Linked DNA regions of Homo sapiens: region 2 is linked to region 1. A link is a loop called in an ENCODE intact Hi-C map of the cell type or tissue named here. Cell type or tissue: IMR-90. All regions are shown on one strand. Links, peaks and the distances in the headings refer to the core of each region. The heading gives the core; the rest is flanking DNA.

The links. Hi-C counts contacts between places; a loop is a spot of excess contacts. Peaks named below come from ENCODE experiments on the same cell type or tissue, not always from the same donor. Only the 100,000 strongest peaks of a DNase experiment are listed, where the experiment ranks them.
Region 2: it touches region 1 in a loop (4-fold over the local background); 3 of 110 quality-filtered maps call a loop at or near these places.

Annotation. Positions count from the first base shown.
Region 1 is chr17:15,251,432-15,264,124 of GRCh38, reverse strand. PMP22 (peripheral myelin protein 22) reads left to right here. Exons shown (of 5, transcript NM_000304.4): 2 at 3,364-3,475; 3 at 4,932-5,031. The coding sequence starts at 3,398. It overlaps LOC124903931 (a long non-coding RNA gene), which reads right to left and starts at 3,166. Exons shown (of 2, transcript XR_007065632.1): 1 at 2,990-3,166. It overlaps MIR4731 (microRNA 4731), which reads left to right and starts at 12,429; the gene lies at 12,429-12,498. RefSeq lists a silencer at 3,114-3,233. In IMR-90, for the core only: CTCF peaks have their summits at 1,590, 2,736, 3,188 (motif pointing left) and 6,603 (motif pointing left); DNase peaks (open chromatin) are centred at 794, 1,494, 3,234, 3,594 and 2 weaker places; H3K4me3 peaks cover 3,511 bases; H3K27ac peaks cover 3,439 bases.
Region 2 is chr17:15,639,410-15,655,885 of GRCh38, reverse strand. It overlaps TRIM16 (tripartite motif containing 16), which reads left to right. Exons shown (of 12, transcript NM_001348119.1): 7 at 3,940-4,795; 8 at 13,070-13,165. The coding sequence starts at 4,277. Among named protein-coding and RNA genes, the nearest start is that of FBXW10B, 28 kb to the right of the region's middle. RefSeq lists enhancers at 4,028-4,977, 9,819-9,908, 10,723-11,538, 12,383-12,969, 12,970-13,556. In IMR-90, for the core only: no CTCF peak of the experiment used is centred there; a DNase peak (open chromatin) is centred at 4,065; H3K4me3 peaks cover 2,418 bases; H3K27ac peaks cover 1,074 bases.

The DNA.
Region 1 (12,693 bases), core at 19-8,018:
GGTGGCAATTTGGGCACTGGGCCCTTATTATGTTGCAGACACGATGTTAACTGCTTTGTACATATTGTCTCCTTCAATCACCACCATAAACCTTTAAAGCAGGCATTACTATTTCCTTTTGCACCTGAGAAAACTGAAGCTCAGTGAACTTGAGAAATTGCCCAAATTCACAACAAAAGTAAGCAGGGTGATTAGGTTTGTTGGAGCCCAGAGCCAGAGTGCCTAACCACTGCACCATACTGCCTCTCACAGACCATGCATATAAAGTCCAGGCAAAGTGCTTGGCATATAACGGGCACTGTAAATGCAGTGTTTACAAGTACACTTCATTTTAATCTGATAACACGATAGTTTTAAAAAGATCATTGTTTGAAGATCTTTTTCAAATTTATTTTTACTTACCGTAAGAATATACAATTAGCTAAAATAGCAGCTCCTTTCAAATCGTAAAATAATATAGAATTATTTGAATCATTGAGAGTGATGAGCTTCTATGACACAGTACACTAGAGGTAGGGAAGTGTGTGTGTGTGTGTGTGTGCGCGCGCGTGCGTGAACTGCTGCATTTTCAGGCAGAAACCTTTAACATCCACATTCCTGCTCCCTGTCCCGTGCCTCAAGGCTGGCCTGCGCACGGGAGTCTCAGTTGGGCGCGCCTCTGCCAAGCCGAGACTGAAGGGGGCTAGCCTCTCTCCCTGTAACGCTGGGCGGGCCACGTTAGGAGGCTATGAATCAGCTGATTTCCTTGGCTGCTCCAACCCCACCTCAAATGGCCACCTCGCACCCGCCCGCCAAACCCCATGGCCAGGACTCCAGCCAAGGCTGACAGCCAAGCCCGACTGCTGCAGGAACACTTTGCCTAGAGCTTATTCGGTGGTAGTCTGGTTTTGCCTAGGCTAGGAGGAGCCCAATCCCAGACCATGCTATCCAGTAGTCGGCCGGACTTTTCTTCCCCTAATTCGCACCCAAGAGGAGCCCGCTAGATCAATCCCCGCCAATCCTAGGAAGCTGGCATGCTTCGTAGGTGCAGACAGTAATAGCGGGGACCGGCGCGGGGCAGGTGTGTCCGGCTAAGACGCCAGGACAGGGCAGGGGCTCCAGGACCCGAGAGGAGAGGGACTTCTTCCAGCGCTCAAGCGCCCGCTGCCCTCTATTAGTGGGAAAGGAATCCAGCCTCAGCCCCGCGCGGGCGCGGTCGGCGTCGGCGGGCCCAGAAGCCCAGCCCTGGGCATCCGCTGAGCTACATTTGGCTGGGTCTTCCCAGAGTGGGCTGAGGAGCCAGTTTCTCGGTCAACACTAGGTCTCCACGGGGCCAGGGGAGAAGGGAGGTGGGAGGTGAGAAAGCTCAGCCGCCTCTGGTTTCGAGTAAAAGTCGCCGCGGTTTTGCAGGGACCGACTTTTTCTTGAGGCGCATTTAAGGCCAAGTGACTGTCTCCTGCCCTCCCTCTCTCCTGCCCCCTCTCCTCCCTGAGTCCCGCCCTCCCGCACACGCTGACCCAGGGACACACCCTACTGCAGCGACGCAAACAGGGCGTTGTTCCCGTTAAAGGGGAACGCCAGGAGCCTCCCACTGCCCCCTTGCTTCGCGCGCGCGCAGCCCCGCAGCGCAGCTTTGGCGGCGCCAGCAGCGGAGCCAACGCACCCGAGTTTGTGTTTGAGGCCACCCTGAGGATCGGGACAGCTGTTCCTTTGGGCTGTAAGTGATTTGGTGGGGAGAGTGAAGGAGATGGAGGAGAAATGTGGGCATCTTCCAGTGAGGGTGCCAGAAAGCGCAGCGCAGGCGCGGGGCTTTGGCCAGCTCCCTGGGGCTTCTGTTTAGGGGCACAGGGTCCCCTGTGTGTCCTGTTTCCCTCCAATGGGTCTTGGAGTAATACAACGAGGAGAGCCTTTATGGTCTATAAGACCTTACAGGGCAAGGGTGATGGTGCTGGTGTCTGGATAGCGGATAAGGGCGGCCCAGTTCTCGCCTTGCTGAAGAGGCGTTGACTCTGGGACACACTGGCAAAACAGTCCCTGTGGCGGACATCCCGAGAGTGTTGGACTCCTGTGGTTCCCCAGTTCCCAGCCTCCTGCCATCGGCTTAATTCAAACCCTCTGGGAGTCATCAGAAATCCTTGTTTATTTCTTCCAGTGCATTCCAGAGTTTCTTTGAATGTGATGCTTGTGGAGAGGAACAGAGGGGCCTGGGATTGGGTACTTTCCAAACTGGGTTATTGAAACGTTGTCTCCCTGGCCCAAGACTCTGCCTAAAATGGTCCCCAGAGTCTCAGCCAGATCTTTCACAGCCATGCATGTCCTCTAACAGGTCATCCCAGCCTTCAGTTCCCCCAAAGTTTAAAATGAGGGGCGAGGACCGCATTACTTGGGATAAATGTCCTGCCGGCTCTGACCGGCTGAAATTCTCGGACTCAGCCTTTTACCCTCTGTCTCTCTCTCCCGTCCGCTGGACATCTACTCCCTTCGGTCCAGGCTCCTGGGCTCCTGTCCCACCGCACCCAGACCGGAGCTCAGGCTTGTTGGGGTTCGTGTCCTGGCTTTGAGTGCCTGGGGTGCAGACTGGACCCCTAGGCGAGCACGTGGGTCTAGCGCAAGAGCAGAATGCCCCCTGACCCCAGGGGCTGCCTGGGGAAGCGCGCGGTGGACGGGAAGCGCAGGGTCCGGGCAACCCTCTCGAGCCATTCTTTTCTTTCCACACTACTCTGGCTCTGCACCACCTCTCCGGAGCCGCCAGAGTCTGCGCGAGGCTGAGCTGGGGCCAGGACCGTTCCTCTACGCTGGCAGAGTTGGGTGGAAACTTGGAGACAAACGGAATGCGGAGAGCACTGGGGTCTGGGAAACCAGCCTCCTCGCCGCTGTCTCCCCCACCGCATGCCACGGCTGTCTCCAGGTCTCAGACGGAAATCTGGGCACCTACTCCCCTCACCCCTACCTCCACCCCATAGGGGAATTCACCATCTGAACCGGGGTCTCGGAGAACGTGACCTCTCACCTTCCAGGGAGGTCGCCGGGAGGTGCTTGGGGTGGGTGGAAGCGTGCAGTGGCCTCTGCTCATATTTTCTGGAAACCCCTCCGTTCCCTGGGTGGTTTTAGACGTGCGAACCGCTTGTTTTGTTTCCAAAAGCAAAAGATGTTCCGTTGCAGGCGGGCCCGGCTGGGCGCTGGGCACTGGGCGCTGGTCCTGCAGGCGGCTGCTGCCCCCTCTCGGCGGCAGGCGGCGCGAAGGCTCCTGACCCGCGCGGGCGGTCGGGCTGCGGGCGCTGGGCCAGGCCGGGCCTTCCGCTAGTGCGCGGGACCCTCCCTCTGCGCGCGCCTCCGTCGCTCGGCCCAGTGCGTTCGGCCTCACGCCCAGCGCTCTCCTCGCAGGCAGAAACTCCGCTGAGCAGAACTTGCCGCCAGAATGCTCCTCCTGTTGCTGAGTATCATCGTCCTCCACGTCGCGGTGCTGGTGCTGCTGTTCGTCTCCACGATCGTCAGCGTGAGTGCCTGGCGGGGAGGCTCCCTGCGCGGCCCGCCCTTCCCCATCTGGGTTCCCAGCCCGTGCTCCTGCTGGTTCAGGACTGTGTTATTTGCAGACAGTTGGAAGTCTCAGACGTCCCAGGGAAGTTTCTGGCAATCTGCCCCCTTCCAGTTGCTTTGAGAAAACGAGAGCAGATTCAGTGATAGGAACCAAGCGAGCGCTGGGCTGGGTTAGCTGCGCAGGTCTCTATTTAAGCCAAGTAACTTCAGAGCCGATCTAGGGTCCCCGACCTTCATTTGACAAGATTGTTTAACTTTTTTTTTTCTTGATGCAGCCTCGTTGAAGAAGAGGAGTATTTATGATTTTTTTTTCTCCAAACCATAGTCAGATGGGTGAATTAATTTATAAAACACCCTTTTAGGACTTGAAATTGGAAAGTTAAAATGGGCTTTTCTGGAAAAGAGTTCACAGGTCCCATGTCGGCTTTATGGCATGAACACAACACATTGTTAGTAAAGCTTCCACTGGTAGGAACAGGCCATCAGAGTAACTTCTGTTACAAAACTGTCCAGCCCATTAGATCTTAAAGTTATTTTCTTGGCGATGAAGATGAGCAGACATTCAGGCAGTTTTCCAGTGGTGGCTTTCACTTCTTAATTTAAGGCACATTGTAAGCATGATTTTCTTTTTCGTTTTCTTTTCTTTTCTTTTCTTTTTTTTTTTTTTTTTGAGATGGAGTCTCCAGCCTGTCACCCGGGCTGGAGTGCAGTGCCATGATCTTGGCTTACTGCAACCTCTGCCTTCCGGGTTCAAGCCATTCTCCTGCCTCAGCCTGGGATTACAGGTGCCCGCCACCACGCCTGGCTAATTTTTTTTTTTTTTGTATTTTTAGTAGAGACGGGGTTTCACTATGTTGGCCAGGCTTGTCTCAAACTCCTGACCTCATGATCCGCCCACCTCTGCCTCCCAAAGTGCTGGGATTACAGGTGTGAGCCACCGTGCCCGGCCTGTAAGCATGATTTTCTAGTCTCTGTGAGAAATAATTATGTTGGGGATTTGTGACTTAGTTTAACATTTACAAGCATCTTCACAGTATCTCCATTGTGCCTGGTGATGATGATATCAGACTGATAGGAGCTATAAACAAGGAAATAGACTGAGAGAGGCGGGCTTGGGGAATGATCCCGAGATGCTGGGAGGAGAGAAGGCTTGAATGCAGGTGTCTAAGGTTGAGTTCATGGCTCCTTCTACTATAGTAAACATCTCTGCACATAATCGTTTCTGTGTGCATGTGGAACTTCTCCATTTACAAGGTGCTTTTAAGTCATAAAACGTTGGCTCTTACCATGCAGGGGTGGGCGGTGTGGCTAGGTGGATGCGGGTGCTTTTCGCCATCCCTGGGCCTTTCTCCTTCCCCTTTTCCTTCACTCCTCCCTCCCTCCCTGACTCAGGATATCTATCTGATTCTCTCTAGCAATGGATCGTGGGCAATGGACACGCAACTGATCTCTGGCAGAACTGTAGCACCTCTTCCTCAGGAAATGTCCACCACTGTTTCTCATCATCACCAAACGGTGAGGCTGGTTTTGTGCTCCATGAGCTTGTCCTCAGACGCCTGTAACACGTTTCTCAGCCCAGAGCTGGAAACGCTTATTGGAAGACACAAGCCAGAATGTCGTTGCTGGGGTGGGGTGGGATGTGACAGGGAGCCATGAGTCCAGGGAAAATGGGAGGGGTGGTGATCTCGCTGGGGAAGCTGAGATCCTGGGCATCATTGTGATTCACTCTACCTAGAGACATGCCCTTAGTGCCCTCCTGATCACTTAGGATAATGCTTTTTGTGATTGAAAAAAATATCGACCTGGGAGCTGTGAAGGTGGTATGATAGCTAAGCCTTTGGCAGACCCCCTTGGGACATTGGATCAAACGTGTATCTTTGGTTTGGTGGCTGTCTCTATTCAGAAATGTCCTGCCCCTTTCTGCTGCAGTGACAGTGGGGCTAGCTCACTGCACCGTCAGTTACATGGACACAAGACTGGCTGCCTTTCCAGGTCTTGGGCCTCAGTGATGCCACCTAGCATCAAAACCTTTGAATGTTTCCTTGTTGCAAGATGGGGACTTGAAGCTATTTGCAAAACCCTAAGCTAAGCCTTGGGGTCCTTAATCCAGAAGATCGTATTTCTCCTCTGTCCTCAGCATCTTTGCTTGTGAGATATGGAAGCCAGGCTTCATGAGGGTCAAATTAAGGGATAATTGGCAGCAGAAGCACCAACTAGGTACCCAAGGCACCCAGAGGGAAAGGAACACCCAGCCAGGAGCCCTGTGTGTTTGGATGCAGACAGGTGGAGGTAAACAGGATGAGCTGTTTTGGTGGCTGGGTAGGCCATAGCGATTGATGTTAAGAGCCCGTGGACCTGGATCCACATGATCTTTTGTTCCAGAAGATGTGTCCTCAGGCTGGAAGGACCTAGAGATACAGCAGAGCTTTCCTAACATCCTGGGTTTAAAAGGCCACGGAAATACAGCTTTAAATGTTGCTGGAGCTACTCATAGATCCAGTATATATGTTCAAGATGCTACACCAGACGAGAGAAACCAGTTTAGATCCAGTTCAGTAAAACAGGCAGTGAAGTGGCCTTTGGTCCTGGCTTTGCATAATCCAGTTGCTTTGCTGGACTTTCCCTCTTACAGCTCAGTACCCAGTAATACCCAAGCATGTCCCCAGCTGAAGCATTATAAACCAAATTCCTTGAACCACAGTACAAATAGAAACTGCTAAAATAATAATTTGGTAATTTACATGGAGAAGATACGCAAGGAGTAGAAAACCCTGCTTTATGTTTTTACCTTCTGGGTTGGGGAGGGAGCAGAGAAAAGGTCCCAGTCCTATTGGAGTGAGAACAGTGCTTAATCTTGTCTCTGAGTGTGTGAAAGGCATTGAATTAAAGCCATCCCAGAAATTACGTGGTGGGTTTGCATGGTGAGTTGGCAACTGAGTAAATGAAATACTCATGAGTGCCTGAGAATGTGACCGTAGCACTGCTTGTCCCCAAAGCCACAGCATCCGGTTTCTCCCCCTTTAGGGTCTGGCTGAAGTTCCCGGAGCACTCCGGATGGGAGTCTCCGTACTCGCTACTGACACCTGGTGGTTACAAGTAGTGACTCAGCCCGAAAAGGGCAGGCTTTGGTGCTCACAGGCGCCATCCCCAAGTGGCATCTGGCCACGCGGCTTGGCACAGAATCCTGGACTCTTGGGCCCGGAAGGGGGCAGTTTTGGCAGGCGTGTTAAAACCCGGCGAAGTTTCAGCAGAAACGAGGCGGCAGAGGAGTTGCTAAGTTGTGCTTAAACCATCTGCAGGAAAGAAAGCAATATTGACCTGTAGCATGTTACAGATTGACATTTGGTGTCTTCTGCCGTTGGAAATAGCTGTCAGTTGGTGCTAGAAGCAGATCTCAAAGAGGCACTAGGGTTATTTTAATCAGGAAACTTCTTATCTCTCAACTTGTTCCTTCTGTGCCAAGCTCATGTTCTTGAGTTCATTTACAATGCCTCCTTAGTGTGGGTTTCAAATCTGCCTCGTTGCTTTCCGTGAGGACCCCAGAGTGTCTGTTTTCCACATCTCCCTTCTCAGCTCTCACAATCAGGGCATTTTGAAAACATCTGGACACTGCACCTGAACATGCTGGGTTTGTTTTCACGCCACTCAGGCTTAATCTAAATTTGAAATTTCCATTTACACTTCCCCAGTAGTGGTTATCTCTGCCGCTATCTTCCCCAACGTGGCAGCACTTGCTACGACTTCAGCCTTAAGTGGCGAATCCTCCAGGGCCTCTTTGATTGAGTTTAACAATTGTGGCTGCAGACAATAAGCTGAAAAAAATGTGTACTTTTTAAAACATTATACTGTCTTTACAAATGAACTATGCTCATTGCGAACCATTTAACTTGTCTGTATTTGCTCTTAGAAAGTATATTTGAAAAAAAATACTTGTTAAGTAATCAAAAGTAATTTGTTATTGACATCGATTTGTGAAGAATATGTTGCAAGTGTGAAAAAATAAATAGTGGTGCAATCTCGGCTGACTACAACCTCCACCTCCTGGGTTCAAGCGATTTTCCTGCCTCAGCCTCCCGAGTAGCTGGGATTATAGGCGCCCAACACCACGCCTGGCTAATTTTTGTATTTTTAGTAGAGAGGGGTTTCATCATGTTGGGCAGGCTGGTCTCGAACTCCTGACCTCAGGAGATCCACCCACCTCACCTCCCAAAGTGCTGGGATTAGAGGTGTGAGCCACTGCGCCATGTGACTTGGTATTTTTTTCTGAAAGGACTCATTTTTCTGGTGCATGACCATGACACTTCACCTCTCTCTGGGGGTTGCCACTCATGTTGTTTTCTACATGAATGGGGCCTCCTGGCATCGTGCCATGAGGCAGTCTAACATCTAGGTTGTGTAGTTTGAAAGAGACACACCAGATCTTGCCCCCAGGCTACATCTTAATATTAGAAATAGTTTTAGATTTTTAACTAACTGACTTTGACTCCGCCTGCCTTCTCGTTTTTCTAAATGTGTTTGTATACTTTCTGGCACCCCCTCCTTATCTGCCTCGTGTGGGCAGAGGTAAGAGAGGCTTAGTGTGGGGATATTCGTTATGATATTGTATCCAGTGCCTCTCCGGCCCAGGGAATACAAGGATCTGGAATGCATGGGCCTTGCCTTGATGGTCCCGAGCCTGGTCGAAGAGTCAGGAGATAGATATGGAAGGGTGAATCACTCCCTTGGAAGGCAGAGCAGGCCAGGTGCCCAAAGGGAGGCAGGCAGACAGCGTCTGAGTTCAGGGAGGAAGCGGATGGGAAATCTCTGGTGGGAGGTAGAATCTGATCCATCCTCCAAAGGATGGGCAGGATTTAAGTCAATACAGGCAACGGGGAGGAGAATATTCCCTGTGACCTAAGGTAAGGGTAGAACAAGGCAGGGGATGGGGTAGACTGGTTGGCTAGTGTTCTGGTTAGGATTAGGATTGATTGTGTATAAGAGAACATCTTCAAATGATAGGGGCTTAAGTAAGATCATTTATTTTTCTCTCTTTTCAAAGAAGTCTGGAAGTAGGTAGCCTGAGAGAGGTATGGAGGTTCCATGAAATTGTCAGAGATGCAGACACTTTCTAGCTCATTTCTTTGCCATCTCTTGGGTTTGGCTGTCATCTTCAGGAAACAAAAGGCTGCTAGAGCTCCAGCCATCTCATCCATGATTCAAGCAGTAGGGTGGAGAAAGGAGGTGGGGAAGAATGAATCTCCTTTTCTTTTAATGAAATGTGACATGGTCACACCTACACCTATTTACAAGAGAGGCTGAGAAATATAGTCATTCGGCCTTGGGGGAAGCATGGCTTTTCAAATCATAGAAACCTGGCAGCAAATACCTCTCTGTAAGCCTGGTGTGGAATACTTTCCTTGAGGGTTTGACCATCCCCTCCCATACCCAATCATACTCTTTTGCAATAGCTCAGTTGGGCCCTATGCAGTTCCATAAGTCCCAGTTATTTCAGCATTCTTCAAAGAGTCCATCTCTGCTGCATCCTGGGCTCTGTCAGCCACCCCACCATTCTCACATGGGCTCTTCTCAGAAACTTTAGGACCTGTTGAGGCTTCTCTCTCTCTATTTCTACCACCTCTCCAGGTATAAGTAAGTCTTATTATTATTATTGAGACAGAGTTTCACTCTTGTTGCCCAGGCTGGAGTTCAGTGGCGCCATCTTGGCTCACTGCAACCTCCGCTTCCCGGGTTCAAGCAATTCTCCTGCCTCAGCCTCCCGGGTAGCTGGGATTACAGGCATGCGCCACCACGCTTGGCTAATTTTTTGTATTTTTAGTAGAGACGGGCTTTCTCCATGTTGGTCAGGCTGGTCTCGAACTCCCGACCTCAGGTGATCCACCTGCCTCAGCCTCCCAAAGTGCTGAGATTACAAGCGTGAGCCACCATGCCTGGCCATCTTATTATTATTTAATGAGTCCAGACCTCTCTTCTGAATCCCAGACCTGTTTATCCAGCTGTCTCCTGGCCACTTCCCTTGGGATATCTAAGAGAGGCCCCCAAGTCACTAGGCCAGAGACAGTCCTTATCTTCCTCTGCCAATTCAACCCCTCTGTCACTTTCTAGTATTTTAGTGAATGCTGCTTCACCAGCCAGCAAGCCAAACATCTAGAGTCTGCCTTGACTTGACGCGTTTCCTTCTTTCTCTTCTCAGCATTGTCACGGGTCCCTCAGGCCACCCCATTGTTCCAATGCCTGTTGCCCACCTGTGGTCACGCTGCTTCCTCGTTTGTCAGAGGCGCCAGGGCAGCCTCCTAACTAGTTTGCCTGAACCCTTTCTTGCTCCTCTGTGACTCATTTTTCATATGGAATCCAGGCTGATATTTAAAAAAGCACAAACCTAATTATATCACTCCTCATTTTGAAACCTTTCAGAGGCCGTTCATTGGTCTTAATCTTCAGATGAAAATCTTTAACAAGGCCCATCGGAATCTACCTGAATGATCCACTCCTGCTTCTGTTAAGTCTCACCTCCCATCTCTCTTCCCCTCATCTTGGAATTTCAGCGTTTTCTCACGTCCTGAAATGTGAACTTCCCACTTCGGGAGTCTCTCCATTTCTCTTCTGATCTTTCATGCAGGACTATTTCTTGAACAACTCTCGTGTACCAGAGACTATTGCAGGTGCTAAGGTTACAAGAGTGAACAAGAGCTTATGTTTTACTGGACAAACCAGTCAGTAAACATGGAGAATTTGGGGGCAATGGTAAGAACTATATAAGACAGGGTAATGGGATAAAGAGGGATTGCAGTGGTGAAGGAAGGTCTCCTTGAGGAGTGGCCAGGAGCCAGCCATATGAACATCTCGGGGAGGTTCCATACAGAAGGACCGTCAAGTGCAAGATCGCTGGGGAGGGAAGGAGCTTGGCGTAGTTGAGGGACAGAGGGCAGGGCAGACTAGTGGGAACAGAGAGTGAGGGGTAAGTAGAATCACAGACCATCTCAAAGGTACCCCCCACCCCCACTAGGAAGGAGTTGGGTGCACATGGATGCATTTCTAATCTTTGTGATTTCCTTAGACCTGCTGTCTTCCACGGGTTTCTCAGTGGTCCATTTGATTCCAAGTTGGAGTGACAGTCCAGAAGCCTCTATAAGGCAGAATATATCAGAAATTGTACAAGGTAGAAATGCATCGGTATATTTTCAGTGATTATTTTGGGTGACGGGATTCTTATCACTTTGGCTGTTTTCTTTCTTTTGCTGCCTTACCTGTTTTCCTCATTGAGATCTTTTATTTTCACAATCAGAAAATAACTGTGAACATTTTATGTTAGAAAATTGGTTTTGAGTAGTAAGTAGGTTCCCTCTGCCTTGATTAAGAGAGTGGAGCCCTGGGGCATGGCACGCAGGGTCCATGGCGTCGCTTTGAATGAGGCCAGTTCCTGGAGCTTTAGTTTGCAAACTCATACAATCTGGAAGGCTCTGGTGAGGGGGAGGGGTGTGCCAAGCCTCCTCCCCAAGACCCTATGGGTGAGTTTAAAATCTACTGACCCAAAGGATTCAGGCAAAACATTTGCCCTGCTATTGAATGAACCAGTGCTTTTTGTTTTGAAGTCTCCAAGATCCAAATATCAAGTCCAAGTTCTCACAAGCATTCCCCTGCTTTTTGTTTAATTTGTGTGGACCTGACGTGTAGCAGAATGGGTCAGAATACTGGAATTAAGCCACAGGCGGCTTGGGAGCCCAAGAGCTAGAAGGGCACAGTCCTGGCTTGCCCTGGCCCCTGGCTGGTCTTCATCAGCTTCAGTGATGAGGCAGGACCCAGGCAGTTTGTCTTCAGTAAAATCTGTCTCTCAGGGCCTGTCCCTGCTCACAAAGTCCTCTCTTGTCTCAGAAGAAAAGGTAGTTGATAAACTTTTTCATGCTGAGGTGTTAGGCACAAAAAATGTGCCCCTTTTTGAATCACTTTTGTTTTTAAAAAGGAGGCCAGTGCTCAACACCAAAGCATGAAGGGAATTGTTGAGCTTTCCTGTAATCTGTCCCCAAACGTCCTTGGCCACCTCCATTGTCTAAGGGCAGTACCTGCAGCCCCTCATTTCCCAGTGACAACAGGTGGGTCTGCTCTGCCACAGTGTGTGGGCGGGACCAGCACCAGACGCTGAGAAGATGACCACTTACTACTCTTCTTTTCCATTTAAACAGCAGCAGCAGCAGCAGCAGCAGCAGCAGCAGCAGCAACAGCAAACTCATGACTATCAATAGGTTGTGTGAGGAATTAGATCAATGCTTTGGGTTGAAAATTAGAGAAACTAAATCTTGCCAGTCTCAGCAGCCCCCAACCTGAGCCCTTGGTGGTCTCCTATCATCGCTGTCTTCAAAACGATCCCAGACTTGTTTATCAATTTGGTGACACTGTCATTTTGGCAAGGACACCAGACAATTTCCTTGTCTGTGGCTCAGCTTTTGGCCAGATTTTAGAAAACACGGGAGACCTTCTGCATTTATGGGTTCATGTTTTACATTTTAAAATCTTCGTGGCTCCCTCAGCCAACCCATAATCTCTACCCAAGGAATGGCTCTGGATTTTACAGGCTCTTATGAGATGCTGAGACCCTGGTGGTACAAGGGAGGTACAGAGGACGGAATGTGTTGTCAACATGCCAGGATTTCAACCCTTAGGGTTTCTCTGATGCCAATACCCAGGAATTAGTATGAAATGTTTGTTTGAACCTGTGTCTGAACTGTATGACCTGGAATCTATAGTCTTTGCTTTAAAAAAACTTCAATTGTATCCCCAAGATTTCACCAGCACCAAGAAAACATCCCTTGCATTTCAGGAGCAGGGACTGGCCATGGTGCAGCCTGAGGTTGTGGATGTTGATCTTTGGTGCCCGAGAGAAGGCTGTCTGGGATGAAGCCTTCTGACTGTGGTCAGGTCCCTGCCAGTGCTGGGGGCCACATGAGTGTGCAGTCATCCACACACAAGTGGCCCCCAACACTGGCAGGGACCCGGAGTCATCTGGCCCATCCCTCCTTCCTATCCCATCGAGCCACAGACCCCTCTGCAATATGCCTACCACATGTTCATCCTACCACTGATGGGGAACTTATTACCTTCAAGAGAGCCTCTTTTGTTTTTGAAGAGCTAATAGTGAGATCCATTCATGTGTTCTTCAACTCTATTGAGCCTGTCCTATGTACT
Region 2 (16,476 bases), core at 281-8,280, 390 kb before region 1:
AGTGGGGACACGCGTTGGGCGCGGTGGCTCACACCTGTACTCCCAGCACTTTGGGAGGCCGAGGCGGGCAGATCACGAGGTCAGGAGATTGAGACCATCCTGGCTAACACGGTGAAACCCCGTCTCTACTAAAAATACAAAAAATTAACCAGGCATGGTGGTGGGTGCGTGTAGTCCCAGCTACTCGGGAGGCTGAGGCAGGAGAATGGCATGAACCCGGGAGGCAGAGCTTGCAGTGAGCCGAGATCATGCCACTGAACTCCAGCCTGGGCGACAGAGCGATACTCCGTCTCAAAAAAAAAAAAAGAGAGAGATCAAATGATTGGCACAGGCCAGGCTAGGGCCCACATTCCCATTTCCTGTTTTCCACACCACTGTGGAATGTCTGCTAGCTCAGGACTTCAGTGGGGCATTGATGAAGGGCTGAGCACTCCCATGAACTGCTCTAAAAGGGTTAGCCATAGAGAAGCAGGTATGAAACAATTCATGAGAGAAGAAAGGGTGGGAATGAGATAGGGAGGGAAGGAATGAGGAAGAAGTGAGCCACGTGGAAACCCAAGCAGGATGTATGCCTTCTGATTTCTACTGAAGCTGTAGAAAGGGCCAGGCAGGGCAACTACCTTTTCTTCCCCATTCTCAGAGAGATCAGAGGCCCTATGGTATGCGGGTGGACCAGTTCAGCCTCCAGTACCAGGTCACTCTGAAAAAGGGATTAAAAGGAAAGCCACCTGTCCATTAATACTGGAGAAAACACTGACAATGGTCTGGACTGGGAGAAGCCAGTCCTCCTGGCTGGAGACATGAAAACCATGAAATTAAATTCCAGAGCTCTGACAGAAGCCTGTATGGCTTTGTGTGGTCTCTGACAAGCTACATTTTTTTTTTTCAATTTTTAAAAAGGACTCAAAATATAAGGACTTCAATGACGGGACAGCTATTCATCTTTCCCCATCTCATAGTGCTGTGGGATAATTAAGGAATCAAAGAGACCAAGGGATTGAGGAGGATACTTATTATTTATTATTTAGGTGCACTGGCCCAGTCAGATTAACATCCAAAAAGACTGAGCCCGAACAAATAGTCTGGTTACCTTTTAAGCATTTTATGGGGCAGGGGGAGATCTGTGCAGGGGGAAGCATATTACAGAAGCGAGAAACAAAGACAGTTATTCAATTAAGACATGCATTACATCATTTCTTACTTTTCAAGGAAAAAACATGTTTTACAACTTGAGTTTATCTGCCTAGTGACCTTGCAGCTGCAGAGCTAGAGAAACAGCGTCTTCACAATGCCTGGGAAAGGGAGAGAAAAGGCTCACTGGCCACAGAAAAACAAGCAGTTAATTTTTAAAGGACTTCAGCTCTTTCTCTTCCTCAGGGGGAATTGGGTTTTCTTACATACAATGAATTTTTGCTTACACGTTCTTTAATTTCTTTTAATTCCTTTTCCAGTAGAACTGGACCTGAGGCAGCTAGGAATAGGATGCATGTTTCTGACCCTGGCCAGGATCAGAAAGAAGGAAACCTCTCCTGAGGGTCTTCAGCAGTGGAAGAGGGCAGTCAGGACAGGGACAGTGAGGAAACGTTACATCGCTAAAAAGGGCTACTTATGCGTATTCTATGCGTGGTTGAAAATAAACAGCACTGTGTCTGGAATGAATTTGTAAAGTCTTCGGTGCCTTCTAACTCTGAGTAGTCACTAGGTCTCTCGGATTTCTGAAAAGTACTAGTCAGTGACAAGAAACATCCCTGTGTTTATTTAGTTTAATCCAAATCCTATAGAACTCACCGCAGGGATGCAGAGCCATAGGGAGTGTAATATCTTGGAACCATCCTAATGCCTGATCCCTGGGGCTAGGTGGATCTGACCCCTCCCCCTCCACCCAATCTCTCTCTCTTCCATTCGCCTTCCAAATTCATTTGAGTTCAAATGTATCTGATTAAATAATCCCAGGGAAAACTGTAGAAAGCTCTAGAATTTGGGGTTCAGGTACCCTGGAATAATCCTGGATTCCTTTGTATCCATCTGCAAACGCTGGGTACACTGTGTACCCCCGTCCAGGGGTCATGCCTCGCAGCCTCTTTCTTCTAAGGAGCTAGAGGCTTCCAAGCTCATGCCCTGACCGTGTGTTACGGGCTGAATTGTGTCTCCTTCCCCTACAAATGTGTATGTTGAAATCTTTGCCCTTAATACCTCAGATGTGACTGTATTTGGGGAGAAAGTCTTTAAACAGGTAATTGAGGGTGGGCCCTAATCTAGTCTTACTGGTGTTCTTATAAGAAGAGGAGATTAGGACACAGATACGTACAAAGGGAAGACCATGTGAAGACATAGGAGAAGCCATCTGCAAGCCAAGGAGAGAGGCCTCAGAAGAAAGCATCCCTGCCAGTGACTTGATCCAGCTTCTAGAACTGTGAGGAAATGAGTTTCTGTTGTTGAAGCCAACCAGTGTATGGTTCTTTGCTATGGCAGCCCTGGCAAGCTCACACACCATGCGTCTTACTGTGTTTGTGTTGCTGTAAAGGAATACCTGAGGGGGTGGGGGTAACGTATAAAGAAAACAGATCTTTTGGCTCACGGTTTTGCAGGCTGTACAAGAAGCATGGTGCTGGCATCTGCTTCTGGTGAGGGCCTCAGGCCGCTTCCATCCACAGTGGAAGGGGTAGGGGAGCTGGAGTGGGCAGGTCACATGGAGAGAGAGGAATTAAGAGAGGGGGTGGTGCCAGGCTCTTTTTTAACAATCAGATCTTGTGGCAGCTAATATTGATAGAACGAGAACTCACTCATCACTGTGGGGATGGCACCGAGCCGTTCATGAGGGATCCACCCCTATGACCCAAACACCTCCCACCAGGCCCCACCTCCAGTATTGGGGATCAAATCTCAGCATGAGGTTTGTGGGAACAAGTGTCTCAACTATAACACCATGTCTAGGAATGTTTCGTTAAGTGGGCAAAAGGGCTGTTAACCTGAAGGGAGCATTCTGTGGAAGGAGACAAGTCTTCCCTGACCCTCCTGATCTCCACTGAGTACCCACGTGATGTTCATCTCCACGAGTGTGACGGACATTACTGGAATGTTCAGGAAGATGATATGGAAAAGTCAGCATCAGAAGTATGCATCCTGGCTGGGCACAGTGGCTCATGCCTGTAATCCCAGCACATTGGGAAGCCCAGGCAGGCAGATCACCTGAGGTCAAGGGTTCGAGACCAGCCTGGCCAACATGGTGAAACACTGTCTCTACTAATAATACAAAAATGAGCCAGGCGTGGTGGTGGGTGCCTGTAATCCCAGCTACTCAGGAGGCTGAGGCAGAAGAATCACAAACCCAGGAGGCGGAGGTTGCAGTGAGCCAAGATCCCACACTGCACTCCAGCCTGGGCGACAGAGTGAGACTGTGTCTCAAAAAAAAAAAAAAAAAAAAAAAAAAGGTGGGCACCGTGGCTCACCTGTAATCCTAGCACTTTGGGAGGCCGAGGCGGGTGGATCACGAGATCAGGGGTTCAAGACCAGCCTGGCCAAGATGGTGAAACCCCGTCTCTACTAAAAATACAAAAAAAAAAAAAAGAAATTAGCCGGGCACGGTGGCAGGTGCCTGTAATCCCAGCTACTCGGGAGGCTGAGGCAGGAGAATCACTTGAACTCGGAGGGCGGAGGTTGCAGTGAGCCGAGATCACACCACTGCACTCCAGCCTGGGTGACAGAGTGAGACTCTGTCTCAAAAAAAAAAAAAAAGAAAAGAAAAGAAACATGCATCCTATTCCTAGCTGCCTCATGTCCAGTTCTATGAGATGGGAGTAGATGAATGGCTGTCCTGGTGTTGAAGTCCTTACATTTTACTTCTCTTTAAAAATGAAAACAAAAAAAAATGTCGCTTGTCAGACCACACAAAGCCACACAGGCTTATAACAGAGCTCAGGAATCTTCTGTCCTTTCCAGAGCAGGCACAGAGACACGTGGTCTTCAGCAGAGCCTATGGGGTTCAGATGATTCACATAAGAATAGAAGTTTCAGGGCTGGACCTGGGGAGGCAGCCTGAGCCTGAGCCGGCTGTCCTGAGCCTGAGTACTCTAGCTGCCTTGTCGTCATCGCATCTGGCTGCCATCCAGCGCCAGCACACAGTAATGAGTGGCCGAGCTTCCTCTGGGAGGGAGGAAACAGTTAAAATCTTGCAGCAGCTGCAATCATCTAGGCGTGGTTCTCTTGTCTGACTTGGGCTGCACAGATCCTGGGCCAAGGGACAGAAGAAAGACAGCCTAGGAGCAGAGCCTCCCAGATGGCTGAGTTGGATCTAATGGCTCCAGGGCCACTGCCCAGGGCCACTGCTCAGCCCCCAGCCCCTCTCAGCCCAGACTCTGGGTCACCCAGCCCAGATTCTGGGTCAGCCAGCCCAGTGGAAGAAGAGGACGTGGGCTCCTCGGAGAAGCTTGGCAGGGAGACGGAGGAACAGGACAGCGACTCTGCAGAGCAGGGGGATCCTGCTGGTGAGGGGAAAGAGGTCCTGTGTGACTTCTGCCTTGATGACACCAGAAGAGTGAAGGCAGTGAAGTCCTGTCTAACCTGCATGGTGAATTACTGTGAAGAGCACTTGCAGCCGCATCAGGTGAACATCAAACTGCAAAGCCACCTGCTGACCGAGCCAGTGAAGGACCACAACTGGCGATACTGCCCTGCCCACCACAGCCCACTGTCTGCCTTCTGCTGCCCTGATCAGCAGTGCATCTGCCAGGACTGTTGCCAGGAGCACAGTGGCCACACCATAGTCTCCCTGGATGCAGCCCGCAGGGACAAGGAGGTGAGTGCTTGGGGACCATTCATCCATTTGGGAGAGGGCGGTGGGGGATGGTGTGCCCAGCTGGCTGCAGCTGCTAGGTCCACTGACGCCACTACTATGCTCTGAGCATACCTGAAAAAGACTAGCTTCAGCGTCTGCCTGCTGGGTCAGTGTAAATATACATTGCACTTGGTTTTGGAAACTGTGTGGAGTAGGTTGCTCCGTCCCCATCTCTGTCCCACTGTCTCTGTGCGATCTCTGTCTGTGTCTGTCTCTCCTCCTTCTTGCTAGTTTCCTGCTGTGCCTTATACAGCTTTTGGTGATGTGTGTTTGGGTGGAGGGTGCAGAAGTTGTGGGGGCTTAGGGCGGTGATATGTCCCTGTGGCTGGATCTGCATGGCACATCCATTGTCAATTAATGAAATAAAACCTTGGCAGAAATTCAAGAGAAAAGAACAACTCTTTCTCCCAGTTTCTCTTTTTCTCAAACAAGAGACCAGTAGAATGGGCCCCTCTGGAGATAACAGGAAATCTAAGAGCTTGAAAAGTGCTAAGATAGCAGAGAATTTGAAACTTAGGTCCAGGTATAATGTCACAGGTGGCTTAGGGATAATAAAAGTTCCTCACCAGATGGAGGTATCAGGAGAGACTAAGAAACATCATGCTCATAGCCTGTCATTTTATTTCCATCGGATAAGGAAACTGTTTCTAGAACAAGTCGTTTTTCTTTGCCTAAAGCTAGATCCTGGAGAAGTTCCTGGAAATTGGTTTGGCACCTCATATGCTTTTTTCCTTCTACTTTGACTTTCAGCGAACACTTTTAGTTTTCAGTCGGGAAGTGTAGTTGACGTTTGCCCCACATTTCCTACATTAATCATCAAGGAAGTTCCCTGTTGACACTGAGTGCAGGTGGCAGACCTATGGCCATTTCTTGGCAAATGTTCCCTGGCATCAAAGGAAAGAGGTTTCTAGGAAAGGGGGTCTACTTGCCAGGGCCCCTCCTCTCTGCCAATCCCTAGACATAGATTTTAGCTGGTGCTAGTGGGATTGTTCTGGAAACCTCTGTATTCCAGATGCCAATGAGTCACTGTTTCCGGCCCGGGAAGCCACTTGCCAAACTGTTTCCAGTGTTCCCAGGGTAGGGAGTGTCCCATCAGGAGGACAGGTAGATCAAGAAATAGATCAAAGGAAAAAGCTCCTGTAGTTGAGGAAAATAGCCTTCACTGAGTATTGCCATGTGCTGAATGCTTTTTGTGGATTTTCTCACCCAATCTTCAAATAACTATGAAGTTATCTCATATCCTCATTATCTCCACCACACTTGTCCAAGCTCATAGTCGATTAAGTCACGGAGTGAGGAATGGAAGCCTCTGGAAAGCCATCCTACTGGAGGGACATGAAGAAAGGACACAAAAATCACAATATTATCCTCTTTTTTTGCACCAAAACCTGCCACACATATACAAGAATTTTATTATTTTTAACTGGAAAAGTGATGCATGAAGATGTTAAAAAATAATCTCCACCAGCCGGGCACGGTGACTGACACCTGTAATCCCAGCACTTTGGGAGGCCGAGGCAGGCAGATCATGAGGGCAGGAGATCGAGACCATCCTGGCTAACACGGTGAAACTCTGTCTCTACTAAAAATACAAAAAATTAGCTGGGTGTGGTGGCGGGCGACTGTAGTCCCAGCTGCTAGGGAGGCTGCAGTAGGAGAATCACTTGAACCTGGGAGGCGGAGGTTGCAGTGAGCCGAGATCGTGCCACTTCACTCCAGCCTGGTGACAGAGCGAGACTCCATCTCAAATAATAATAATAATCTCCATCAAACAGTGCAATCAATTTTACTAGGAAAGGAGGGTCTCCAGTCCATCCCAGATCACCAAACCTCCGTTTTCTCCTCGAAGGCTAATACTGTCTACACTTTCTTATTTCCTTGCAGAAATGTTCTATGCCTGTACCAACAGAGATACAATATAAATTTTAAAAACAGGGCACCTAATGTATTAGAGAGATGTGGGGTAATTGCAATTCCAAGCAGGAGGAGTTGTGTAGAGCACGCGCAGAACTCTGAATTCAGACATCCTAGGAGAGAAGTGTATAAGGTAAAATGAGGACAACTGAGGAATGGGCTTGAGGGCAGTTTGGGGCTGAAAAGCAACATGGCTTTAGGTACAGTGCTAAAACCCCATTCCCCAGACCCCTCTGCTTTCTGGTCTGCTTAAAAGAGCTCTTGTCCTTTCTGTGTCCTTGTCCTGTGTCCTTGTTTTCAGCTCGGAGAGCAAGTTTACTCTGTAAGTGTAGCCACACTCTAGGTGGCTTGTCCAAATCTTAGAAGCCAAAAGGTTTCTTGCAGGGAGCCCAGGAGACCAGCCTAGAAGACACAGTACCTTGACGAGGCTAAAGCCTCCACCAGGATGATTTTGAAAGTCATCAGACATAACTAAGGCTCCGGAAGCCCAGTAGTCCCTTCAGCTAGCCCAGGCCTGCTAGAGTTACTCGCTGAAGGTCACTTTGGGTCATGCGAAGGGCTAATTACTCGGACAGGCATGCTGTGTATAGGAAACTGCAAACAGCAGGGTCAGCCATGAAGACACAAAGTGGCTGAGATCCTGCTTAGGATCCACAGAATGACTAATTTCTCAGTTAACCAAGTGAACCCTTTTTGAAGCTCCTATGGTTTCTAGCCATATCAGTGGGCAGACACTGTGTGCTTTGAGAGGTGGGTGTTCTTTGATTATCTTTTCTCTCCTGCTGAGCTTCCAGAGCCCAGCTATTTTTCATGGGGACCTCAGCACTTCCCTTTACCCCAGACCAGCATCTCCAGGCCCCTTTGTGTTTTTTTGTTTGTTTGTTTGTTTGTTTTTTGTTTTTTTTTTTTTTTGAGACGGAGTCTCGCTCTGTCACCCAGGCTGGAGTGCAGCGGTGCAATCTCGGCTCACTGCAAGCTCTGCCTCCCGGGTTCATGCCATTCTCCTGCCTCAGCCTCCCGAGTAGCTGGGACTACAGGTGCTCGCCACCACGCCCGGCTAATTTTTTTGTATATTTAATAGAGATGGGGTTTCACCGTGTTAGCCAGGATGGTCTCGATCTCCTGACCTGGTGATCCCCCTGCCTCGGCCTCCCAAAGTGCTGGGATTACAGGCGTGAGCCACCACGCCCGGCCCCCTTTGGTTTTAAGAGCAGCTGATCTTGCCTGCTGGCTGCCAAGTCTTCTCACCTTCTCTGAATCTCAGGCTTGCTATGTAGAAATGAGACTGTGTGTGTGTGTGTGTGTGTGTGTGTGTGTGTGTATGAAATCTGGACTCCTTCTATGACTGCCTTTCCTGTTTGTTCTGACCCATGAAGCAGGTATGGTTCTTTCATGTTCCTCAAGCGTATCAAATGTTACTGAGTGCTTCCTATCGCTAAGTGCTGGGCTGCACTGTCTAGCCTCCAGGAGCTTGGACTCTAATCAGGAAGCCAAGGCACATACCCTAACTCCACAGAGTGCCAAGAGGCTGGCACGGTGCAATTACTGCACCTTTGGAACCAACCCTGGGAGCGAGGTCAGTGCAGGTTCCTAAGGCAGGAAGACCTGAGCTGAGCCTTGTCCTAGATCTTTGGAGAACATTAATGCCAGGCCACGATGCTGAACCTCAGCATCAGTCCCAGAAAGTTCAGGACTGGATGCTGGCTGCAGACACAGTCTCCATGGTGAGCAAGAGCCAAGTATCTAGAGCCAAAAGTATCCACGCTCATCTGGGGAGCGGTTAACTGGCATCACTCACAGCCTGTTTGCTGGCAGCCGAAAGGTGGATGATAGGTGTATGTGGCCACTTGGGAAAGGAATTACTTGGGCCGGGCGCGGTGGCTCACGCCTGTAATCCCAGCACTTTGGCAGGCCGAGGCGGGTGGATCACCTGAGGTCAGGAGTTTGAGACCAGCCTGACCCATGGTGAAACCTTGTCTCTACTAAAAAAAAAAAATACAAAAATTAGCCTGGCACAGTAGCAGGCGCCTATAATCCCAACTACTCAGGAGGCTGAGGCAGGAGAATCGCTTGAACCTGGGAGGTGGAGGTTGCAGTGAACCGAGATCGCGCCATTGCACTCCAGCCTGGGTGACAGAGCAAGACTCCATCTCAAAAAAAAAAAAAAAGAATTTATTTCAGCCATTTTGGGGAATGCCCAGGACTCAGTATTACGTAACTTGTTTTTCTTATTCTCCCAGGCTGTAAGTATTTTGAGAGGGGGCAGTGTGTGTCCTATGTGACTGAGCTGGCCATATGTACTATGGTGAATTCTGAGCAGCTGACCGAGGCATGCAGTCAGCGTCCAGGTGGACTCTAGTTCTTCCTTCTCTAGAAAGGCTAACCCTGTGTGCTTGGAATACAAAGGAACTGGCACAGTCTGGGATTTTCTTCTCTCTTCCCACTCTCCCTGTTCTTTCTATTTTTCATCTCTAACATGACCTGGCTGCCACTCTTTGTGTGCCACCTTTGCCCTGTAGCAGAAGGAACCCTTCTGTTAGCATATTTAGGTAGTCTTGCACCAGATGAGAAGCTAAATGGCTTGAATGACTTGACAAAGCCTATATGGCCAGCAAGTGGCAGGTCCCAAAATATTTCGGACTCCAAATAGTGTGCCTTTGACACATCTGTCATTGTCTTGCTGAAGCAGGCAGAGCTCTGTGTGCCCTGCCTTCCAGAACTTTCTGTGCTCATGGGCACCACAGTCCCGCTTCTGGGCAGGGCCCACCCTGACCTGAGATGTGTGTGTGGCTGACCTCTTGGGAAACCCTGAAGCCAGTGTCTGAGGCACCCCATCATTTTCAAGGAACAGGAATAACTGGAGAAACAAGTCTTTCAAAGTGGTTCCACCTTTTGAGGTAACTGGGAGTGCCTTTTCTTGGGGTGACTCAGTCAGGAAAGTCCCCGATTATGTACTTAAGGAGTCCTTTTCTCTCCTTTTATGGTAGTCTGCAAATAGCAGAGAGAAGCCCCTCACTCTCGATGCTCCCTGGGTACCTCCCTATGGCCCCGCTGCTGCCGACTGCTTCAACACATTCTTCTGTCCCTGCTGTTTAGATGCCGTGTTGTAGGAGCCTGTTGCTAGGGTGTGTTCTGATGTGTCTTCCACCACCTTTAAACAAGCAGCTCATGTTCCTTTTCTCTCCCCTGGAATGGGTCACTGTGTAAGCCTTTTTCATAGTTCAAGATTCCAGGATTGCCCCCAAATAGGCCAGATCCACCCCCACTCCCCACTCCCAGGCATCACGTCTCAGGTATCAAGGGTGAGAGGTCACTGGGGCCCCCTCAGCTCCACTCTCAGTGACCTGGAGCCTGAGCAAACATTTCCTGCCTTCTGCAGTGTCCTGGAGAGGCGAGTCCTCTGCCTGCAGCTGCTTCCCTCCCCAGGGGGCCTGGAATTCCCCCAGTCTTCAGTGGAGAATGGAGAGACAGTTTATGCTCTCTGAGTTCTATTAGGGCATAATGACTCGCAGCTTTAAATGCAGACAGAAGCTATTAAGCAGTGAAAGCGATTCTTTTTTTTTTTTCTTTTTCTTTTTGTATATTGCCCTTGTGGAAGTAGGAAAGTGACAGGGTCTTTGAGGTTTGCAAAGGCTTAAGTGCGCCTTGGCACACCTCTTGGCAGAAGGTGTTTAGTGCATCCCAGGAGGCAAGATTGAAGCTGGGGCCAAAGCAGGCAAACCTGAGGTTTTTGGGCAGGCACTTGCCTGGGCTGGGAGGGCTGGCTCTGCCTTCGAATACAGAACATGAATGGAAAGCAGCCATGGTAGCAGGAGTAATAATGATGATGATGACGATGCTGGCACCCACTGACATTTATGGAGCTCATTAATAATGTCCCTGGTACTATACAAAGTTCTTATTGACATACGTTATCTCGTTAGTCCATTCTTTCCTAATCCTATGAAGCAAACACTTTACTGAGCCCCATCTCACAGGTGAAGAAATGGAAGTTTAGAGATATTAAGTTGTGAAATAAGAAACAGGCCAGGCACGGTGGCTCATGCCTGTAATCCCAACAGTTTGGGAGGCCAAGGCAGGCGGATCACAAGGTCAGGAGTTCCAGACCAGTCTGGCCAACATAGTGAAACCCTGTCTCTACTAAAAATACAAAAATTAACCGGGTGTGGCGGTGTGTATCTGTAATCCCAGCTACTCAGGAGGCTGAGGCAGGAGAATCGCATGAACCCGGGAGGTGGAGGTTGTAGTGAGCCAAGATTGCACCATTGCACTCCAGCCTGGACGACAGTGTGAGACTCCATCTCAAAAAACAAACAAAGAACAACAACAACAACAACAAAAACTTAGGTTTGGTCTCTGCCCCCATTTCCTGGCACCCGACAGCTCTTAGAACCCCCAGACTCTCTGAAGTGGTAAGTGTCTGAATGCCAGTGAGATGACTGGGTGGCTGAGGGGGCTCCCGAGAGCCTCAGGATGGGGGCTAGTTGCCAAAGGAGCCAACCCTATGATGAAAGGGTTTGACTTTCAGCCCCATCTCCCTGATCTCCTCCAGGGAGGGAAGTGAGGCTGAAGGTTGAGAGGATCACCAATGGCCAGTGATGTAATCAATCATGCCTACATCATGAAGCCTCCATATAAACCCAAAAGGCATCAGGCGCGGTGGTTCACACCTATAATCCCAGCATTTTGGGAGGCCGAGGTGGAGGCAGATCATTTGAGGTCAGGAGTTCAAGACCAGCCTGACCAACATGGTGAAACCCTGTCTCTACTAAAAATACAAAAAAATTAGCCAGGTGTGGTGGCACATACCTGTAGTCCCAGCTCCTCGGGAGGCTGAAGCAGGAGAATTGCTTGAACCCAGGAGACAGAGGTTGCAGTGAGTCGAGATCGCGCCACTGCACTCCAGCCTGGGAGACAGAGCGAGACTCCATCTCAAAATAAACAAAGACACAAACCCAAAGGGCTGGGCTTCCGGGAGCTTCTGGATTGCTGAAGGGGTGGAAGTCCATGGAGGGTGTGCACCCTGCACTGGAGAGGGCACGGAGGTGTCACTTCCCTCCCACATCCCTTGCCCCGTGCATCTCTTCCATCTCCAAGTAGGGAGTGTCAGAATTGAGTTACATCTTAGGACACCCAGCTGTTGTTGGAGAATGGCTTCATGTGGAAAAAAACCCACACGTTTTAGTTATGAAAGTGTTCTGTGTTGTGTGACTATAAGACAAAGAAAGTTTGTTTTTCCTATTCATAAGTAAATTTGGCCAAAGTCTCAACTGCTAAGTAAAAAAATGTAGACTTCCCACTTGGCCATCTGGCTCCAACCCTACACTCCCTGTTTGGCTCTTGTGGGGTCAGCCTAGGCTCAACTCCATTGATGAACTTGGAAACATGATTTTATCACCTGTACCTTTGAAATAATAATCATGTTTACCTATGTTGACAAAAGGAGTCAAACTCTGTAACATATTTGAAGATATTCATCCTGAGCCAAATATGAGTGACCAATGGTCTGTGACACAGCTCTCAGGAGACCCTGAGAACATGTGCCCAAGGTGGTTGGGGTACAGCCTAGTATACATTTTAGGGAGACATGAGACATCAATCAAATACATGTAAGATGTAATTTGGTTTGGTCTGGAAAGGTGGGACAACTGGAAACCAGGGCTTCCGGGTCATAGGTAGATTCAAAGATTTTCTGATTGGCAGTTGGTTGAAAGAGTCAAGTTATTGTCTAAAGACTTAGGAATGTCTGGGTTAAGATAAGAGGTGGTGGAAACCAAGGTTTTATCATGTGGGTAAAGCCTCCAGGGAGGAGGTTTTGGAGAGAACAGATTGTAAATGTTTCTAATCAGACTGAAAGAGTCTGCTGTATCAGTAATTCCAAAAGGGAGGAAGTTATAATGAGCCATGTCTGACCTCCCTTCCCATCATGGCCTGAACTGGTTTTTCAGGTTAACTTTGGAATGCCCTTTGCTGAGAGGAGGGATCCATTCAGATTGTTGGGGGTTTAGGATTTTATTTCTGGTTTACAGCTAGTATGGGTATGGCAAGGATGGTGTGGGGTAATCCACAAAATGCTTGAAATGGTGAGCAGCACGGCATCCGTGCTCACTGTATTTTCGCTGACTCATGCTGACTGCAGCCCCAGGAGGGCACGGGCTCACCGCCAACCCTTCGTGCCTCCCGGCTGGTTTCTGAGATCAGCCACAGAAGTTAAACTTCTTTCCAGGGAAGAAGGGCGGGGATGTCAGGGCTGGAGAGTGCCCGTGTCCTTCTGTGTGCATTGGGCTCCTTCCTCCTTAATTCTCTGCTTTCCACTTTTAGGCTGAACTCCAGTGCACCCAGTTAGACTTGGAGCGGAAACTCAAGTTGAATGAAAATGCCATCTCCAGGCTCCAGGCTAACCAAAAGTCTGTTCTGGTAAGACCAGCCTGGGTCAGCCAGGCCTGTGAGGGTGTGGGACGTGGTACTGCATGCCTAGCCTCCATTCCTGTAGGTTCCTTGGGGTTTCTCCACAAATGAGAATTGTAGGTACAGTTGACTACACCATGCGGTAGCCTCACCTTGATGTCAGGATTTGTTATGAAATTAGTTTAAGTTTTAAACCTGGCAAGTGATTTGCTTTTTAATAATATAAATTAGAACCAAGACTAATCCTGTAATAACAACATTCTTATTTCTACATTTGCTTATGCTGTCTTGACAGGGTGTATGTGTGTGGGGGGCTGGGAGTTTAGTCAGAGGTCCAAAAACTATACGTTATCTTGGCTTCTTCCATTATATGAGGGTGTTCTGCATGTGAGTCTCACCAGTCCTATGACCTGGCAGCTGGAAAAAAGGAGTTGAGAACTCAGGATTACTGATGGTATTTGAGAAGGCCATGGTGTGCCAGGCTAAGTAGGCAGTAAATGGTCTCCAAGTGGATTCTGAGGAGTTCTACAAATGCCTCTCATCAGTGGCAAGCCAGTAACCACCACTCAGAAGAGAATGCAAAACAGGCCGGGCACAGTGGCTCACACCTGTAATCCCAACACTTTGAGAGGCTGAAGTGGGTGGATCACTTGAGGTCAGGAGTTCGAGACCAGTCTGGCCAACACGGTGAAACCCTGACTCTACTAAAAAATACAAAAATTAGCCAGGCATGGTGGTGCACACCTGTAGTCCCAGTTACTCAGGAGGCTGAGGCAGGAGAATTGCTTGAACTCAGGAGGTGGAGGCTGCAGTGAGCTGAGTTTGCACCATTGTACTCCAGCCTGGGTAACAGAGTAAGACTCTGTTTCAAAAAAAGAGAGAATGCAAAACACCTACCCTATGGAAGTGAATCAGCATTGTCATCTTTATATCCTGAGAATAAATGATTCCATCCATCATCCATCCATCCATTCATCTACCCCTAATGCATGTATTCATTTCAACTTAATTTTCACCTCCTGGGTGTTTACAACCAACTAGCTACTGAAGGATGAAACACCTCTTTCTTACCCACAATATCTTATTAAAGGAAGAAAGAGAATTATCCCTTTAAAGCCTTATAAACCTTCAGAGATAATGGATTTCCAGGCTCAAGATAACCTGTAGAACCACATGGAGGGTCTTGTGTTTCCCAGCTCTTTAATTTTCAGACACTTTGATCCCTCCTCAGTTCTCATAAGTACATGATGACCAGGGGAGGTAGTTATTACAATAGCTACCATGCACAAGGGGCATGAAGACATGGAGAGATGACAATACTTGTCTAGGGCCATCTAGATTGATGGAATGTGAGAACCTAGAGTTGTTGCTCCCTTGACTTAAGAATGACTCAGTATATTGATAGGCATGTACACCATCCTCAAATCTTTAAACCATTACCTGCTGGCTCCTTGAATGTATTGAGGCCTCTCCTCTCTGTACTGTTTCTGCTTGTCATCATTTTCATGGTAAGTAATGCCCTTTGCACATTACATTTACATGCAAGAAAGAAGTGTTTCTCAATGGGAGGGTTTAGGAATGAGGGCCAGGCCACAGCAGAAGTCAACCTCAATCCACCAATATCATCTGACACCTCCCTTCCACTATCCTTTCTCAGGATGGCCTCAGTTGGGGCCGGGGGTGAGGATTTGGATCCTGAGTTTGTCTTTAGTCTCATCCTCTTAGCCTCATGGTATCGTGCTTCTATGAGGAACTTACAGGTCATAATTGTAGACAGGATTCTGCTCCTTTCCCACAACACCCTCATGCTGGTTCCCATGCTGTGTCCTGCTCCTGCTTTCTGGAGGTCATCGGGAGCGGGCAGTACAGGCAGGGAGCACTCTGTGGCCTCTGTGACTCCTAGAGCCTGGCTACCTGGAGCCTGAGTGGGCATGAAGGGTGAGTAAGCCGGGGAACTAGGACACGTTAGCTAATGCAGAGCCTGGATCAAACACCATCACCACCATTTGCCCCCGCTCCCAAATGGTTATAAGCAAAACTCTCCTGTCTTCTGAGGTAGATTTCTTCATCATTACTTCTTTGCCATATGGAAATGTAATTTGGCTTTTAGATTTAAATCTAGTAATGATTAATATATCAGAATTTACAGTGTTTGCAATGTCAAGGAGGCAACACCTGTAAACAGTTGGTTCAGGAATTGCTGGGAGTCTTGGCCTCTTTCCCTCTTGGTCGCCTGCTCAGCAGCAGCCTGTGTATTTATAGTCCATTATGGGCATAGGATGTTACCCTAACTGGTGCCCACAGTGAACAAGGGGCTAAGCCCTGTCTCTCATCTGGTCTTGGGAGGGCTTCTGTTTAATGGGCTGAACTTAAAGGTCCTTCCCTGCAACCCCCACACAGCCACAGCCCATGGGCTGAAAGCTCAGCTGAACTCCCATTGTACCTCCCCAGCTCATCCTAGTGAATGTGCCAGGGCCCAGAGGGAGAGGTCAGGCTGTGCCAGCTCAGTGCTATACTGCAGGCACATGGATCCCCAACCCTGGGCCCTATTTTGAGGCAGTGTGGAATGGTGGTCAAAGGGATGGACTCCAGAGACAGACAGTCTTGGTTCAAACCTTGGCTGTGTGATCTTGGGCAAATCAGTCCATTTATCACTGTCTTAGTTTCCTTATCTAAGAAATGGAGACCCTAATAGTACCTACCTTTTAGGGTTGCTAGGAGAAAAGTGCCTGGCACATAGTAAGAACTTACTACATGTTGGTTGTTTTTATGATTATTGTTATATAATTGGAAGAGTGACCAGGCTAGCAGCAGAGGGTCCTCATTCTCAGGAGAGTGGGAAGAGGGAGAGAGGTGAAGTGTCAGAGGGCTGCAGAGCCTATACCTGGCAGAGCCCCAGGCAGCAGGTTTGCCACTTGGGGGGCCTGGGTGGGGCCCAGGTAGCTTTCCTGGTTCTCAGGTCTTCATTTCAGACAGTGCTCTGAGCCTCCCATCCACAGTCCAGAGCCCATTCTCTGCCTGCCTCCTTCTCTACTATTGTCCCCACCTGCAGTCTTTCTGAGCAGCTGGTTAAGGTGCTACTATTCCTCCTCCCAAGGGTGAGGGCCAGCTCTGGACAACAGGGCTCCGGAGGGAGCCACAAAACCAGATAGCCTCAGGTTTCCCAAATCGCCTCTCCTGCTGCCCTGGCTTCTCAACACCGTCACCTGTCTAAAAGCTTTTCTTGGTGTGGGCTGGAAGAATTTGGATAAAGTCTACCATCCCCGCTCTTCCTTAATCCTGTTACCACAGCTTCTTTGCTCCCAGCTCTGTCCAGCTAC